2 separate regions of the Homo sapiens genome follow, and region 2 is linked to region 1. Evidence: chromatin loops called from intact Hi-C (ENCODE). Cell type or tissue: heart right ventricle. All regions are shown on one strand. Links, peaks and the distances in the headings refer to the core of each region. The heading gives the core; the rest is flanking DNA.

Region 1 (8,342 bases), core at 201-8,200:
ATGCCTGGAGACTTTCCAAAGGAGTTTTGAGGGTTGGAAAGGGTCTGCCTGGGCACGTGTCTGGGGACAGAGCTCCTGACTACCTGCCTTTCTCCCTCCTCCCAATTTGCAGAAGAAACAACCCGCGTCCATCCCCGCCTGGTGCCTTGACCGAGGGAAGATCAGAGTTTAAAAGCTGAGCTGAAATGAGGGTGGGCGTGCAGGTCCCACGGGCAGGGGCCGAATCGCTGCCTGTCTCATGGTTGTCTTGTAAACTTTGATCCTCCTATATTCTCTCCTCGGAGAGGTCAGAAGCCTCAAGAGGGTGGCGCCCACAGCTCCTGTATTCATGCTTCCTTTCCGCCTGAGCATAAGCCGGGCCCGTGTGGCTGATCCCCGGTCAGTTTGCCATCTGCTAGGACCTCTAGATCTTTGTCTCCTGTATTTGACACATTCTTTCTCTGGTATGCTTGCAATTTCTCCCCAACCCTACTTTTCTACCCAGCGCCATCTTCACATGTCAACCTTGATTTGTTTCTGTCCGTTCTCTAATTTTAATGTCATTTTTAGTCTAATTCAGAATTTGAAAAAAACGGAAATAAGGACACAAAAACAAAGAAGGCAGCCTTCTGGTCATTCCCCTCCCCCATTAATTTTAATTACAGAAAAGGACATACTGCCAGTACATTAAGAGAGAGGAGAAACTACTGTAGTTGGGAAGGAAAGAACAAACATCCTCTTCTTCAGTAGTCTCAGGAAGAAATGGTGCATGCTTGAGTCCAAGCAATTGTTCTTTACTTTGTAACTGGACAGGAAATCTCTTGGGTATAGAATTATCCTTTGGATCCCTTGCAGCACTGATAATTATGCTATTCTGAACTACTTACTGAATGTATTTTAATCCAGAGGTGGGTTAAGCCACTTCCAGACCATTAATGTAAACTAAATGGGTAAATACTGCTGTCGGTGTGGGGTGTGACGAAGCCTAGCAACACCAATGTCCTCACCTCCGCACACGCACAGGCCCAGCGAGTCCATCACAGTTCATAAATGCGAGCGCGGGTCCATCTTTTGATTCAGCAATTTAATAACTTCGAGTGCTGTCAGTACTGCTTTGAAAAATAGCACCTATAAAATGTAACAGCCTCAATCAGATTGAAAAAGATTCACCCACTGAAGATTCTTCCATTTCAACCATGATGAATTAATGTTGAGCTATGTAGAAGTTCAAGTGTCATTTAAACGAATGTGAATCTCTTCTATAACTTTAAACCCTAACTGGGCTATGACCAAGAATGTACTGGGTACATCGACCTCCAGTTTTGAGCTCTTTCTAGTAAATATGAACTGTAAAGCTCACCAAATGCAAATGGCCAAATGGATACAGCGTTTGGGAAACAGGCACGTGGTACAGGTTGCATCCTTCACTGCTTAGTCACTGTTATGTGTCCAAAATCGCACAAAGCCTTAATGGGGCATGGATGCTCAATGTAGTATTTGTATTACGGTACCTTTAAAAAAGACAGTGTCAGATTTCAATACAGTAACAGTAGTTAACCAAACAGTGTGCCTAAAATCATTCTTTTTTGGGTCTGTTTTCAACAGGGCAATAAGCAGCTTTGCGTAGAAGGCACAGTGACATTAAAATGCAGCCTCGTGCCCATCTACAAAGTCCTCACTTTCTGCCCGTTTGCGTTCGTGAGCACAAAGATATTTTACTCCCTTCTCAGAGCCGAATGCATTGAAAGTTCACAGCTTGGATGGAATAAAAAGGTAGTTACTGGGGTGTCTGAGGATTTGCTTTTGGGGAGAGGATTTTGAGTTCGGCTCGCTGCTCTGGGATGCCATTATGATGCTGCAGCTCCTTCTGCGTGCTTGAAGCCAACATCTCCAGCGTGGAAAAACACAAGCTCCATTATGCGGGGGTGGAGGGGTTAAGCTGCAGAGACTTTGCTCCCCAAAACTGTGCTAGGGGCTCAGTTCTGCTGGCTGGTGTGCTTCTGGGAAGCAGCACAGGGCTGCGTACCTGACTCCTTCCTCTGTGTGTGTGCTGCTCCTTCCTTACTGTCATCATTTGTTCCCACAGAATAAATACCTTACGCTTTTGTTAAGCTTACATTTAATTAAAATGTACAGAATTTGTGCAGTAAACCCGAATGAAAAAAATAAAACAAGGGCCCCCTCTCTTGAAGGCATACGTTGTGAATGAAAAATGTCATTACAGACTAAAAAATTTTGCAGTAAACAGGGCCTACAGAGAGAAGTTTCCCCTGTAATGACATCCATAAAATACACGAATGGCACTTTTAGTACCATCCTGAATATGGCATTTTCTGTGCTCTACACACAATCTAAATGGTTTGATCATAGAGCATAATACTCCATTGGGTTTATAGAACAATCAATGTTCCCTAAAATGATGTATTTATCCAATAGTAGGCTCAGCAGTTACTGGTGTATGACACTGTAGGACACAGGCTTGGGCTCCTCGGCCGCACACGTGCTGGCTGTAAAACTTATCTAACACCACTTCAACAACTTCATCTCATCTGTGGCAAGTAATTTGTGGAAGCCTCAGCTTGGTTTAAAAAAAAACTTGTAATAAAAATTCATAGAATTTTCAGGAGAATGAAAGCTGATGACAATAGAAAGGTCACATTGTGTCTCCACTAAAGGGGTCAAAGGTTGTTAGCAGTTCTAAAACCGAAAGTAGATTTCATGCATCACGTAGCAGATAAAGATGGCATTAAAAAGACGTGTCGTGGGGTGAGATGCCTAATGCCTACAAAAGCCTGTGCTAATATCCTATGTAAACCACTCTGTTGCTGTGAGTTGGCATTTATTTTAAATTTCTAAGCTTCTCCTGAAATGGTACTAAATGTTGATACATTGCTAGGTTACATCTCAGACACTGGATGTACTTTAGATTTTATATTTTCGTAGGCCCAGTAAGCTTGAGAATGCTGGGATGGTTCCTTGTCGTAATGAAAGCACCTTGAATACGATGCGATTAAAAAAATTTTCACATAAAAATTTGGGACACACATGACATTGCAATTCTTAAGCCACATATAATTTTTCTTGGCTTCAATTTTAAGATGTAATTTTAACAAGAATGTTAAGAAATCATACTTAATGTCTATTAAAATGAAACAATATTAACAGATTATGCTAATAAATTAGAGCCATATTTTAATGTCACAAAAGCTTATAAGTTTCTCAAGTGAAAGCAGGAAAAATGACAAATTAAAATTCAATGAAATATAACCTTTTAGAAATTTCAAAGCAGGGAATACATTATTCTTACAATAGCAGTCACCGATAGTTTGGCCAGTCAAACTGATCTCAATAATTGCTCCAGAATTTATTCATCTTATAGACAATAATAATTCCCTGGCATTATGCAAGATGTCCTGTTACAGAGCTCCCACTGGACTCTGGTTTTGAAGAAGTGATGCTTTCTATGTTAACACTGGTACATATTACGGGGGACTCCCTGCCTTTGAGCTACTTCTTGTACTAAACAATGTGAACTTCCTCAAGTTCCTGAAGGGAAAACTCCAATCAAGTGGTTTAGGGACTTCGCTAGGATCAAAGAAAGAGTATGAATCTGGTATAACATGGGACAGAGTAACCTCTTAGTTTTATATTCCAGTAACCAAATGGCAATTTCTCCTTTTTTAAAAAAGTTTTTAAGAACACAGGTTGGTTGGTCAGTACCTCATGTTTCTCCATTATTTTCAATGGTTAGAAACACATTCTGGTCAGCGTTACTAAAATTCACACACAAAACAGAAACAGAAAGGTTACTTGAAATACAAGATTAAGAATTATTTTTAGCCTTTGACATGCATGTTAAACATGGTAGCTAAACTAGTGAGATTTATCTCAGAGTACAGATCAGTTTTGGTCAGCTGACAGGAGCTGGCCTAAGGACAAGTTAGACATATCATAGCATAATAATTAAAAGGAGTTTTGGTAACTATCTGCTGTATACCACATATAAACATATAAAAATATGTTGAAGGAGGACAGTATATAAAGTCTTCGCCATGCCCCGCATTTCATGACGCTGCTGTTTTATAAGAAGAGATGGGGAAATTGCTTTTCTGTAAAAATTAGCTGAGATTCACACCATTTCCGAAAAATTCTTTCACATACATTCAAATACACAATTTCTTTGGATATACCATGCAATTTTTAGTGAAGGAACATTTACAATAAACCAGGGCAAAAATTTAGGTACCAAAAGTTTTAGTCCCTTTTTCTTAATTGCCATGGGTGCGACATTTAACACTGGCAGCAACTGAAGATGATCATATAAAACCCCTGAAAAGAATTCTGGAAATTCACAAAAAATGAAGACTAAATTTTATCTCGAGTTGGAAATACATAATCATGCAGGTTTCTAACTTTACCAAGAATAGTCTCCATGGGCCTAGATATTTCCATGGCCACTGAAGAGTGACAAAGAACAAAAGACAATATTTTACCTTTAAAGTCACAAACCCTAAGAAATGTTGTATTATACCAGACCCTTAGGTCTATATTATCATTTTCATGCATGAAGATCTAACAGTAATAGAGGTGATGCACACAAATCTCACTCAGGAAGATGAGAATGCGTGCTTTAAGGTTATCTTGACGGGCTTTGTGGGGTGGAGAGGAAGGGCAGAGGTTAACTGTTTCTCTGCTGGGCAGAGGCCTGTGAGCTACACAGAGAGATCGTGGTGCACAACCATGTACCTTTGGAAATCGAACTCAGGTGACAGAAACAGTGTCATTGAGTTTCATGGAGGGCGATGAGATGGCACTTTAAAATTAGGCTGGGAAGGGCTCTGATCTAGTCATTTACCCATGAATAGTACTTCTTCAGAACAGCCAGTTGATGTGCCAGCAGAAAGTGCTCAAAAGTCTTCAGTCCTATTTGAAATAAAGCACGGGGAGGAGTGGTGGAGGGGAACCCATGCAGTATCAACATAGGGTGCGTCTCTCACTCTGCACACATTTCCGGGTGTTGAGGTCAGAGCCCTGGCCAATGGGAAGGGGGGTGTCCCTCTTGGAGACACCCTGGCCTCTCCTTCCAGTGCAAGCCTTCTGCTCCTGTGTGCCGACACGTGTGTGAGCATTAGTGACAATGGCTGAGAACACGTAACAGTGCCCTTCAGGCTTTGTATGGGGGGGAGCCCATGCTTGGAAAAGAGCTGTGGAATGTCAGTCCCTCAGGAGTGAGGCTTCCAGAAGACCTTCAAACTCTACCAGACAAATAGCGCCCCCCTGCTTACTGTAAGGCTGCCTCTGTTTGACTTAAAGACGTAACAAACTGGAATAGGCATTCTTATGGAATCAGGAAATTAGGAATCCCAACCACCTTTTCCTAAATGTCCTCTGATAGTCTATGAACTCCCAATGCAGATAAACAGTATCAGGAGACAAGGCCTATTTTTCAAAAGTTGTACACATTATACATACCTTAAAAGGTAAAATTATGCAAATAAGCCCAGCCGGTCCTCCTGGAGGGCATGCATCTAACAAGGCTACTTTAAAAGGCTAACAAGACAGATTCAACTTTTTCCTTTTTCTTTTTCTGGCAAAACCCTATAAAAAAACCCACATTCACTTTTGTAGTCATGTTTATATTTCCTTTATATTATAGTATCTTCATATTGTTCCCAAGGAAATGAGAGGAAACAGACATTTGTCTTCATTGTAGACACTTTCATATGAAGGTAGAAAGCAAACTGCTTCTCAGTAACCGCACAGAGGCATCATTAAAATCAAATTTACAGTAAACAGAACCGACGGCTGGGGTAAAACACTAACTGTTAGTATTTTAATGATCAGCAAAGCTTTCGGAGGTCTAACATCTGCTCATAGCCAAACGATAGCAGCTGCTTGTGTACACTTGAAACAATGCGGATTTCTTCTCTATGCCTTAAAATGAATCATATGTGCTGGGCACATGGCTGCTCTTTCCAACGGAGTTGGTGTGTGCCAGGAGACCTCCAGCACCCTGTGGATAGCAACTCGGGAAGGCCCGGGCTCTTTGAGGCAGGAGATCCAAACCCGCAGAAATCCCTGAGTCCAGGAAATGAAAGCAGGAGAAAGGGTGCAGGAGGCCACCACTGGCTGGGCAAGGCTGCCAGGTGCGGGGGAAGCAAAGCCTCAGGAGCTGTCACCGCGGAGCAAGTCAAGGGGAGGACACAGGGCCATGAAGGTGAGGGGACGATGGCCCTCAGTCCTTCCTTGGATCTACCTGGATGGACTTGGGAGAGCCTCTGTGCCAGGCCACACCCAGCCTCAGCCTTTTCTACACACGGCAGGACCGAGTGGGCGGACTGGACGCTGACATTGTCAAGGTAGAAAACGATAACGCATTTTCTTCCTAACCAGTAGAAACTACTATCTTCATTTTCAACATTTTCCTAAATATCTAAGTTAAATTCCTCTTGAAAGTTGCAGAGTATCTGTGGCTTGGGCTCTACAGAATAACATACCCCTGGGATAATAAAGCTTAACAAAAATCAAACAAAAGACAAACTATGAGGCATGAACCCTGACTCTGGAATGAGCAGAATGAATAGAAACTAACTTTCAAATGGAAACCCTGAGTGAAGTGGCAGCTGTTGGAACCCACAGTCAGGCAGCTTGGTGAGGCAGTATCCGTGGTTTCCCTCCACACACCTGACCTAGCTTTTCTGAGAAGCAAGGGAAGTTCAGAGGGAGATCCTTTTAGAAAGCACAATCCAAATGAATATTGAGCCCAGACCTGACGGGGTCCTGTCCACCTGGTGCACTGTGCACATCTGAAATGCACAGGACGGGGTGAGGCGGGACCTGGGTGCGGCCGGCACTAAGGCCTCACTGTGTCTAGAGGGAACAGTGCGTCATTCTATCTCAGCAGCTATGCACGGCACACTGAAGTCCTCCAGAAAATTTCCACAGTAGATTTTTAAAATAGGGTAGTAAGTCCAATAAGGTAATCATGTGTCATGGGGCTGGGGCCAATTACAGGACCACACGATTCCACTGTGTTCCAAGAGGGCGTAAACAGGAAAACTATCTTTTAAAAAAATTATTAGCAGTTTATCAGGGAAATTAAAGGCTTTGTTAAACAGGCAACACTATTTCGCCTTTTCACTAAAAGCCTGTTTGAAAGGAGCTGGCTGGCAGGCACACATAGCAACAAGCATGCGGTATGGGTCCGAACGCTGATCAGGGAGTGACATCCACGCACATGTGTCCTTCCACCCGGGTGCACGTGCAGGAAAGCAGTAGCAAAGCTGTGTACCGGGTGCCGCACAGGCACCCCCAGAAGGCACTTTGTGTGGGAATGGTGACGTGAACAAGTGGAAAACTGAATTCATTATGTGTAATCCAAACTCAGGTACCTAAGAAACGAGCTCTATCAGGCGGCTGACGCCTGAGTCCACTTGGCACACAACCAGTTGCCCACTTAACATAATCTTCAACAGGGGTTAGAAAGGCAGGACTTGGAATGCTTTCGGGTGGAATGTCTAAGGGCCACTTCTTCTGCCGGAACTTCCCAGTCCCAAAAATAAAGCTACAGGCCTGACACTGGTGGAGGATCTTCAAGGGACATGGGAGGACCGGAAGACGGGCTCCCTGAGCTCCTTCATGGAGGGAGAGCAGTGGCATTCTGTCCCACTCTTTGTTGTTGTTTTTTTTGCTGTGGTTCAAAAAATGGCTCATCGTAATATTCTGAAGGGGCAAAGGCAATCTAGCATAAGCGCGCGACTCCTGTGGCAGATAACAGCGAGGTAATGTAATTATACAATGGGGCATAATAGGCTAATTATTAATACCATTTTCTAAAATTTAAACACTTTATATGCTTAATCAAATGTAACATTTCCATGTTTTCTTGAAATATATACATACACATGCATACATAAAATTAAGCACACCCAAGCACACGCCTTCGTGGACATGCACACGTATGCAAGCACTGCTAGCGGTGTTTGACAAGGGTAGCCTTCCATTTCCATTCTCCTCATCACGTTCCTTATCCAAAGGTCTTCCCCAGAGCCTCTCCTGAGTGCGAATCTATGGCATTCTGGGTGGAGGACAGACATGAGTTAAGTAGGCGGGCCTTTCTAAACTATGTTCAGGACTATGTCAAATGGGCAGCTGGCTGTGTGTCAAATGAACCTGGCCTTCACTTATGAGAGTGCCTGAGTTCTGATGACATGTGGTGGTCTCTGCTTTTTAGGGAGTTCCCTGGAGAAAAGCCCCTCGGACATGTCTCACATAGCTCCTTACCTGATGACCGACCCCCAGACTAGCAGCAGCATGGCTGGAATAAGTCCCGACACACAATGTTTGAGCAACACTTGTTAATT
Region 2 (8,342 bases), core at 284-8,283, 62 kb after region 1:
TTGCCCTTCACTGAGCTAAGCTGAGTAAACTAAAGAAAAAGGAATTAAAACTCTCTCTGCCTCAGGGAATTAAATCTTATTGACAAGAAACATCATCCCATGAAAAAAAGGATTCTTAACTGTGCAGCTGAAGGCCTGTGTTCAAATCCCAGCCCTCCTTGGATGACTGGTGAGCCCGTGGGTGCAGCGGTCCCACTGGCAGCTGGCACCAGGCTCCTCATCTTGGAGATGAGGAACATCACTTGCACATTCCGCAGGTGCTGCAAAGGCTGCACAAGATCATGGCTGTGAGAGTGATCTCCACACAGGGTACAAGTGTAAGGCATCAGGATTGCAGAAAACAAGTGAAGAACAACAGAGCCATGTGATCAATTTAAGATTGAGTAGAAAAAATGTCTTCAAGAAATGGCTAGTATTGTGGATCAGAATGAGCATTTTTCGTTTTTAGACAGCTGGGTAAGCAGAGGTAGAAGTAAAAAAAAGTGACTACGCAGGAAGAAGAAGAGCAGGTTGAATCCACTTTTCACCATGAAACAAATGCTTAGAACCCCAGCCTTTATAGGAGAAGAAAATGGCCACAGTTGGCTGGTCATTTTCTAATGAGTCTGAAGGAAACAGCTCTGTCCCCAACATTCCAAAGTGCAGAGGGGTGATTTTAAAGTTCACCTGGAATGGTCAGAACCACTCCACGGACACATGGGCCCATGGACACAAAAAGGGCACAAGGACAAAAATCTCAAACATGCACATTTAGTCTTTTTATTTATTTTTTTTACTTAAGTTTTTGTTATGTCTATTTTTTCAAGAGGCTGTATTTTACGTCTGCGATGGGCCTGAACAAGCAGTTCCCTTTTCCTTTTGCTGGGCCCAGTAACTTTGTCAGGAGAGCCATCAGGCAGGTGCTAACTGCAGAGCTGCGAGAGGCCCCTAATTGTGAAGCCCTTACAAGGACTGAACCTGATCATTCACGGAACTGTTGAGTTGATGGGATTCGTGTAGCTGGTTATAAATTGATAATCTAAATTAATTCATTCAAGCAGAAATCGATTTTGTAACTCCTTGAGAGCTTGTAATAATGCTTACCTCCCACTGCTAGCTGCATTCTCTGTTTCATAAAGCTGGTCGGGAACAGCTGGATTCAGGTGACCTGCTAGCTCATTAAATCTGTTACACATGCCTTCTGGTAAATGATATTAAGCTGAAATGTCCTAACGTTGATTTTTTTCTTTAATTTTATGACAGAAATAACCTAATTTGTAACACAAAATAACAATCTCCTTGGATTACTTTGCCTTGCTAAAATATTTTATGCATTTTTCATTTACACAAAGGTAATGGAAAAACACTTAAACTATCTGTTATTTAAACCACAAGAGATATGTTACTGAAAGTCTGATAGCTACAAAAATGATTGTCTCTTCATAGTCTTTACTTTACATCTGTAATAAAAGGCAGACAATTCAATTCATTGGTTAGTAAATAAAGTACGATAGTTTTTATTTTATTTTCTCTGCCTTGCAAGAACTAAAATCAGATTGCTTTTTAAATTCATTTAGAAATAGGACTCATTACTTTCCTTTCCTCTTTCTAATCTAAAATGTCTAATGTCCATTCGGAACCTCACATTTTCTTCATCAGCAGAAGTTGTAACCTAATTCTACATCCCATATTCGAAGAATCACTTTCTGAGCTGCTCTCTGCCTGTGCACAAAGGTTGAATAACGAAATCAGAGCCCTGCCTTTTGTGCATCTGCGACTATTAAACACTTATTGCCGTTCACCTCCTGACTTCATTTCCTTTTTCTAAATACATTTTAAAATAAAAACACATCCAGAATGCCCAAGTAACACAGTTAAAATATGTCCTAAGACTGTAAGTAACCAATCATTTTTACTGCCATAATAAGTGATAAGCGTTTCTCAAATCAAGGAAGGTGACTAACTGAAACCCCAAACTGTCCACCTTAAATGCTCTTATTCACACAGGAGGCCAGAGTCATCATTTTACAGCCTCAAAAGCCACCGCTGTGAAAAACTAAGAAAATGCTTGTTGGCGCCTGCCTCATCTAGTAGGATTTACCTTACGGAAGCTGCCTTCTCTGTTTCATAAAGTCCTGCCTCCGTTTTCAGCGGGCTGATTAACATAAAATCCTACTATTCAATTTGTAAACATTTCAATACTGAACACTATTTGTTTAGTATTAAAACCAAACTTGAGTAGTTTTCTAGATATGATACCTAATGCTGAGTTTATCATGTATTTTGAAAGAATTTACTTTAAAAGCTTCCAAAGACCATGTATTCACATCACAGTGGTTAAAACTGAATTTTAATATATTAAGAATACATGGCCTTATAATCCCAAGCTTCTAACAATTCTAAAAATTCTCAAAGTAAAAATAACAAAACCACTCACTCTGAATGCATATAGATTTCCCTGATCTAACACAAAGTTGTCTAAGGAAAAAAGCAGAGCCAAGCACAAGTCCCTCGGTATCTCTTAAACAAGAAATGGTAGCCTCAGAGCACAGCCGAATGAACTGCCCAGAAAAAGACAGAGGAAGGGCCCAGCATTGTCACCCTCCCTTCTGCCTCTCCCACCAAAGCCTCTTCCAAATGATTTCATTAAAAAAGATTAAGACTTCATTGATAATAATCTAGAAAACAGAAAGAAAAAAGAAATATAACAAATGCACAGTGAGACAGAGCTGACCCAGAGCTACAAACAGCACGGTCAGCAAAATAATTTAGGAAGCGAATAAAATACTATTTTCTGTGAGGATCAGTGTTAAGGTTTCTTTGATAGCCTAATGCTTTTTTTAGAACCTGCCCACTTCACAACTGGTCCACCCACACTGCAACCCAGTGTAGGATCGAATCACCCTCAGCTCGGTTACTGCAGTAGTCTCTGAACCTGTCTCTTGGCTGCCCCTTTTGTGACCCTCTGGCCACTCTCCACACAGCATCCAGAATGCTGTTTACCATGGATGTGGTCTCCTTTAGCCCTAAGGTGCCACGGCTCCTGGCACACTCAAATCGCCCAAGCCAGGCCCTGCCGTTCACACTTGCCCCTGCAGTCACGCAGATCTAGCTCCACTGTCCTTTACATTCCATGAATTTGCAAATATAAGTCAGCCTTCGATAAATATTCAATTAGCAACATATTCAGGATGTGAGTCATTTCAGGGTGTCAAACTGTTTTTTCACACAGGAAGTCAGAGAAAGAAAATACATACATTGAGTAAAGATTTCTAGCCTGCTTAAAATGAATACAGCTGCAGAACCACGGCTTGTCACTTCTCTAACATTTGGACACCATTTCGTCTCCTTGAAATTTCGTTGCTTTTATGTCTAGATAGTTGATAAATCAATAATAAACTTCTTCCACCCTCATCAATTGTAGAAAAAAATCTCAACTCTGTCTTCAAAGTCACTCCCAGAATTCTGTCCACACTGTGCTGTGGCCGCTCACTGCCCACGAGTGCCCTCCCCGGCCCTTTCCATCATCTATTCTTCCTGTCGCTGGGTCCTGAGTGCCGCTGCCGTCTTTTGCATATGGTTTCCTGGTCATAGGACACGTGTCCAAAGTGAACTGCACTGTAATACTCCCTACCGTTTGAGAATCTAAACATGAGCCCTGCTCTCTGCACAGATGGACACACACCAGCAGGGACAGTCCACATTCAGGGTCGAACTGCCTCCCCTTCTGCCACTGGCCTCCTTCCTGACTGTTTGCTTTAAACAAGGATGCAGACTTTCCAGACACAATTTCTCTGGAAATGTTCATTTTCATCACTTCTGTGGCTCTTCCCAGTTATTTCCTCACAGGAAATTTGCATGCTTTTCAGCAAACAGCCCTTTGACACAACCTGGATCTTGATCTTATTTTTTGTAACTTTTTAAGCGGAAATAATGTCAAATTTACAAGTTGCAAGGATGGCACAAAGAACTACTCTCTTATACTTTTATCTCATTGTAAATGTTTTACAGCATTTATCTACTCTTTCTATATATACACATTTTTTTTTTATGAGCCATTTGGGAGTAAGCTGAAGAACTGATGCTCTTTTACTCATGAATACTTGTGAGCTTCCTATGAACAAGGACCTTCTCTTACACAGCCACAGAACAATGCACAAAACTGTGGGATTTAAAAATGATACACTAATATTCTCCAATCTACAGACCTTATTCTAATTTCATTAGATGTTCCAACAATGTGGTTTATAGCAAAACAGATAAAAGAAGAAGAAATTCTGGCGCAGGGTCCAAACCGGACCACAGCATTATGTGGCGTGTCTGTGAATCTCCTTTATTCTGGAATAGTGCACCAGTCTTTGTCTCTCACACTTCAGTCACTTATTAAAATACACGCCAGTCATTTAGAAGAATGTTCCTAAATGAGAGCTTACCTGATTCAAATTGTTTTTCTGCATCTTAAATTACAAAGTATTTTTCCATATCCTATACCCAAAGGAGTGTTCACCATTTGAACCATTTAAAGCCCAGCCCTAAATACAGTTTTCTGACGAGCTTTCCTTAGATTAGGGAACACTGTTAACTATTACTTAATCGCTGCGTATTTTTTTGTTTCTTAACAGTTTAGCTTCAAACATTTTTTAAAACCAACCTTACTGAAGTGTAATTTATAGTCAGTTAATTGGATACACTTCTAAGTGTATAGCTCAATGAGTTTTGACACATCTACTCACCCTTGTAACCACCACCACAAATAAGATATAGAATAATTTCATTACCCTCAGAATTTTCCTGAGGTCCCCTGTCCCAGCCCCAGGAAAACACAGCTCTGGCTTACAACCCTATGGATGAGAACTGCCTGTTGCGGCTCGGGAAATGAGTGGAACTGCAGAGTGCACTCTTCTGTGTCTGCGCTTTTGCTTAGCACACTTTTGAGACTCATCCATAATGTAGTGCATCCATAGTGCCTTCATTTTTATTGCTAATACTCCATGTTACGGATGAATTGTCCATTCATCTGCTGTTGATGGGCACTAGAGTTATTTTTAGCTTTTGACTATAAATAGCTATTATAAACATATAGAACTATCATAAATATTCATATATAAATCTTTGCATGAATATATGCTTTTTGCTTTTATCCCTTTTGGGTAAATTCCTAGGAGTGGAATCGTTGGGTCATATGGTAAGTAAGTATATGTTTAGTTTTACAGGAAATGGCTAAACTGTTTTCCAAATTGGCTGTACCATTTTTACAGTACTACCAGCAATGCCCAACAATTCCAGATGCTCCTCCATGTCCTCACTAATGTTTGGCATTCTTAAGTCTTTTTAATTTCAGTCATCTTAGTGGGTGTGCAGTGGCATGTTATTATAGTTTTAATTTTCACGTTCCTAAAAACTGGCGATGATTAGCATCATTTCATGTGCTTTTTGGCTGCTTAAATATCTTCTTTTGCTTATTTTTTGTTTGAATCTTTGTCTTCTTAAAATTGAAGTGAGAATGTTCACTCTTTTGTGCCCATCCCAAAAATCACTGTGAGACTTCTATGCAAAGGGCCTTGTCACAGTTTTCTGCAAACAACAACACTTGCCTTATTGCAAATAAACAAACTCCAACTGTCCCAGGGGAGACCCCTCACTGTAGTTTTCTCTTCGACAGAAGTCTGAAGGTCCACCTTCCGTGACGCTCACAGCCCTTCTTGATGTCATCCAGCTCTTATCCACGAATCCTCAGCTCACCATGGAAATGCGGATTTCCCCACCTTCAATCTGCCCCATCACACCAGTGATGTTTCAGTTCACTTTGCACTGGTTCTTCTTTCCACCCAGAACACTCTTGTGCCAGGCGGACCCACAACGAGTTCTCTAATTACCTTCAACTCCTTGCTCCTATGTCTCCATCCCAACAAGGCCTACCCAGACCTTCCAATCGACTATGGTAACTGCCTGTCTCCTCCCCACCCAGGGCCATCTCCAGAACTCCCAACCCCCACTATTTTTCTCCACTGTCTTTTCTTTATAGTACTTTATCTTTTAAAAAGGAATGTAATTATTTACTATGCCTTTTGTTCAGTGTCTGTCTCTTTCTGCTAGAATAAATACTCCAGAAGGCCAAGACTCCTCGTTTTGCTCATGAATGTATCGTGGGCACTCAGAACAGCAGCTGGCTTCAGCCTGGATACATCTTCATCCCTCCCCTATGCTACTGCTCTAAGATGCATGACCTCAGTTCTCACTGGCTGTGGCAGTTCCATTGTGAGGAGTGGGGAAGTCCTAAAACCCTGATATCCTTTCAGCTTTCCTGGTGCCATGCGAAGCTGGAGAGTTCAAATTTATACAAGGTTCATGCTAAAAAGTAAGCTTTGGACCTACAAGGTTCATGTAGAAAAGTAAGTTTTGGACCTATTATTTTCTCTCAAAACTGTTTGAGAAGGCTAACTAGAAGCAAGGAATACTCCTGAAGGGACTTGGCTGAACATTAGTTTTCAAATGCTGAGTCTGGGATACATCTGAGAGTTTAAGTGGGTGAACTAGATTAAGTGATGTAGTGATGGCCACAAGTGAAGAATCAGTGGGCTCAGAAATGTTAGAGAAATCTGAACATAGAACTCAACCTATTTCATAATATATATGGAAAGCCCATTAAGGTAAGAATAAATTTTAGGAAATGTTAAGAATAACCATGTTTAAATTTAGTGACCAATACCGAATAGGTATTGATTTTAAAGAAGAATATATATGTATATGCTATAATGCTAGCAGCCCATTTTAAATAGAAAAATTGCCACACAAGACTTGCCTTCTCTTCATTGTAAAAGAGATGACTCATCTTAGAAAGAAAATGGCCTAATTGCTATTAGATTTACAATTCTCAAAATTTTATTGGTGCCACAACATTTAAAATATATAGTTCTAGAAATCAAAGATATACAGAAGGTAAAAGCTACTGAAAACCACAGCAGTTTCATCTTGCAAGGCACTGCTGTTAAACATAACCCAAATCGAAGTGTGTGCACACAAACAGCTATGTGAAGCTTCTACAGGAGTCCCTTCTACTACCCTCAGATTTTGGTTTCCAGGTTTTATCTGCGTGCTATCAGCTTTTTAGTTTCATAAGTTATAACTTTCTCATGACTTGCTTGAATTGTTATAAGCAGGTAATTAAATAAACTAGAAAAAAACCTAACTGAAAATTCAATGTGCAAGTAAGCTGAACTAGCACATCAGACAATGGTTTCATATGCTAATGCCCCTGGGTGTATGCCAGTTTTTTCCTCTGAACTTCTCCGATTTCATCCATCTTTGTTGAATGGCAGCTCAGCACCCCCTTCACCTACACTCAGCCACAAACATATCTGGGCCATCTGTGTCTTGAAGACAAGGGAGGACATATCAGCACTTCCCCTTCCCCACGAGTTCAGCTGACATTCTTTAGTAAAATACACAAAAGAACAGATTGCAGTTCATCCATAGGGCAATTTCACATTTCGCAAAGCTGTATGGTGCACAAATCCCACCCATATACATCAGAGGTCGTCTGAAGACTGGATGCCAAAGTCAAGAGTTGAGTGTGAGGTTTTGTTTTGCTTCTGTAAGAAGAGTTAATGTGGCATTTATGAAAGCTCACAGTTTCCCAAAAATCACTTCTGCAAAAATAAGTTCAAAAGGAACTCAGCTACACTTAGCATTTTACATTGTGTATGAATCATCTGTGAAGTTATAAAAACTTTGGTTGAAATTTTCAGGAAACCCTGTCAATTCTTTGACTTTTGAAAGAGATTTCTGTTGTCATATACAGTTTCAAATTGTTTAATAGCATGCAGAAATAGAACAGAATCAGAAGAGTGTCAAAGTGAATCAAATCCAGAAATTTAAGGGAAAAAAAGATAAAATTCAGACAAAATTTACTTTAATGACCACAATTTTGCTGTAGCATTTTAGATTCCTTTGGCTATTGTCCAACTTAACCAAAGCCAGTCACAGTAAACTTGGTTGAGCTAGGGTAAGTTACTAAGTACTCCATTTGTTGATGGGTATCAGATTCGCAGAAGGAACTAATTGACATCTGCACAGAGCGTTTAATTTTTCTATGCTTAATATTCTATTACCCCGAGTACCTGAAGTTTCACTGATGTTTACTGCCTTTCCCCCACTTCTGCAATTATCCTTAAAAATACATCAATAATGTGTCATAGAAATCTCCAATAATTTTTCTAAAGATAATACTTTTGAATTTGGTAAAGAATGATGTTTAAAAATTTTAGGCAGCACAGGACATGTACAAGCTGCTGAATATTAGATGTTTGATTTTCAGAGAATATCATTTTCATAATTCATGGATTTAACATATAAGATGGTAA

The links. Peaks named below come from ENCODE experiments on the same cell type or tissue, not always from the same donor. Only the 100,000 strongest peaks of a DNase experiment are listed, where the experiment ranks them.
Region 2: it touches region 1 in a loop (4-fold over the local background); 2 of 110 quality-filtered maps call a loop at or near these places.

Annotation. Positions count from the first base shown.
Region 1 is chr18:75,051,711-75,060,052 of GRCh38, reverse strand. All of the region lies in intron 8 of ZNF407 (zinc finger protein 407), which reads right to left. Among named protein-coding and RNA genes, the nearest start is that of PTGR3, 150 kb to the left of the region's middle. RefSeq lists an enhancer at 6,153-6,653. In heart right ventricle, for the core only: no CTCF peak of the experiment used is centred there; no DNase peak of the experiment used is centred there; H3K27ac peaks cover 2,218 bases.
Region 2 is chr18:74,989,929-74,998,270 of GRCh38, reverse strand. The region is part of intron 8 of ZNF407 (zinc finger protein 407); the gene reads right to left. Among named protein-coding and RNA genes, the nearest start is that of PTGR3, 220 kb to the left of the region's middle. RefSeq lists enhancers at 2,523-3,022, 3,023-3,524. In heart right ventricle, for the core only: no CTCF peak of the experiment used is centred there; a DNase peak (open chromatin) is centred at 3,544; H3K27ac peaks cover 636 bases.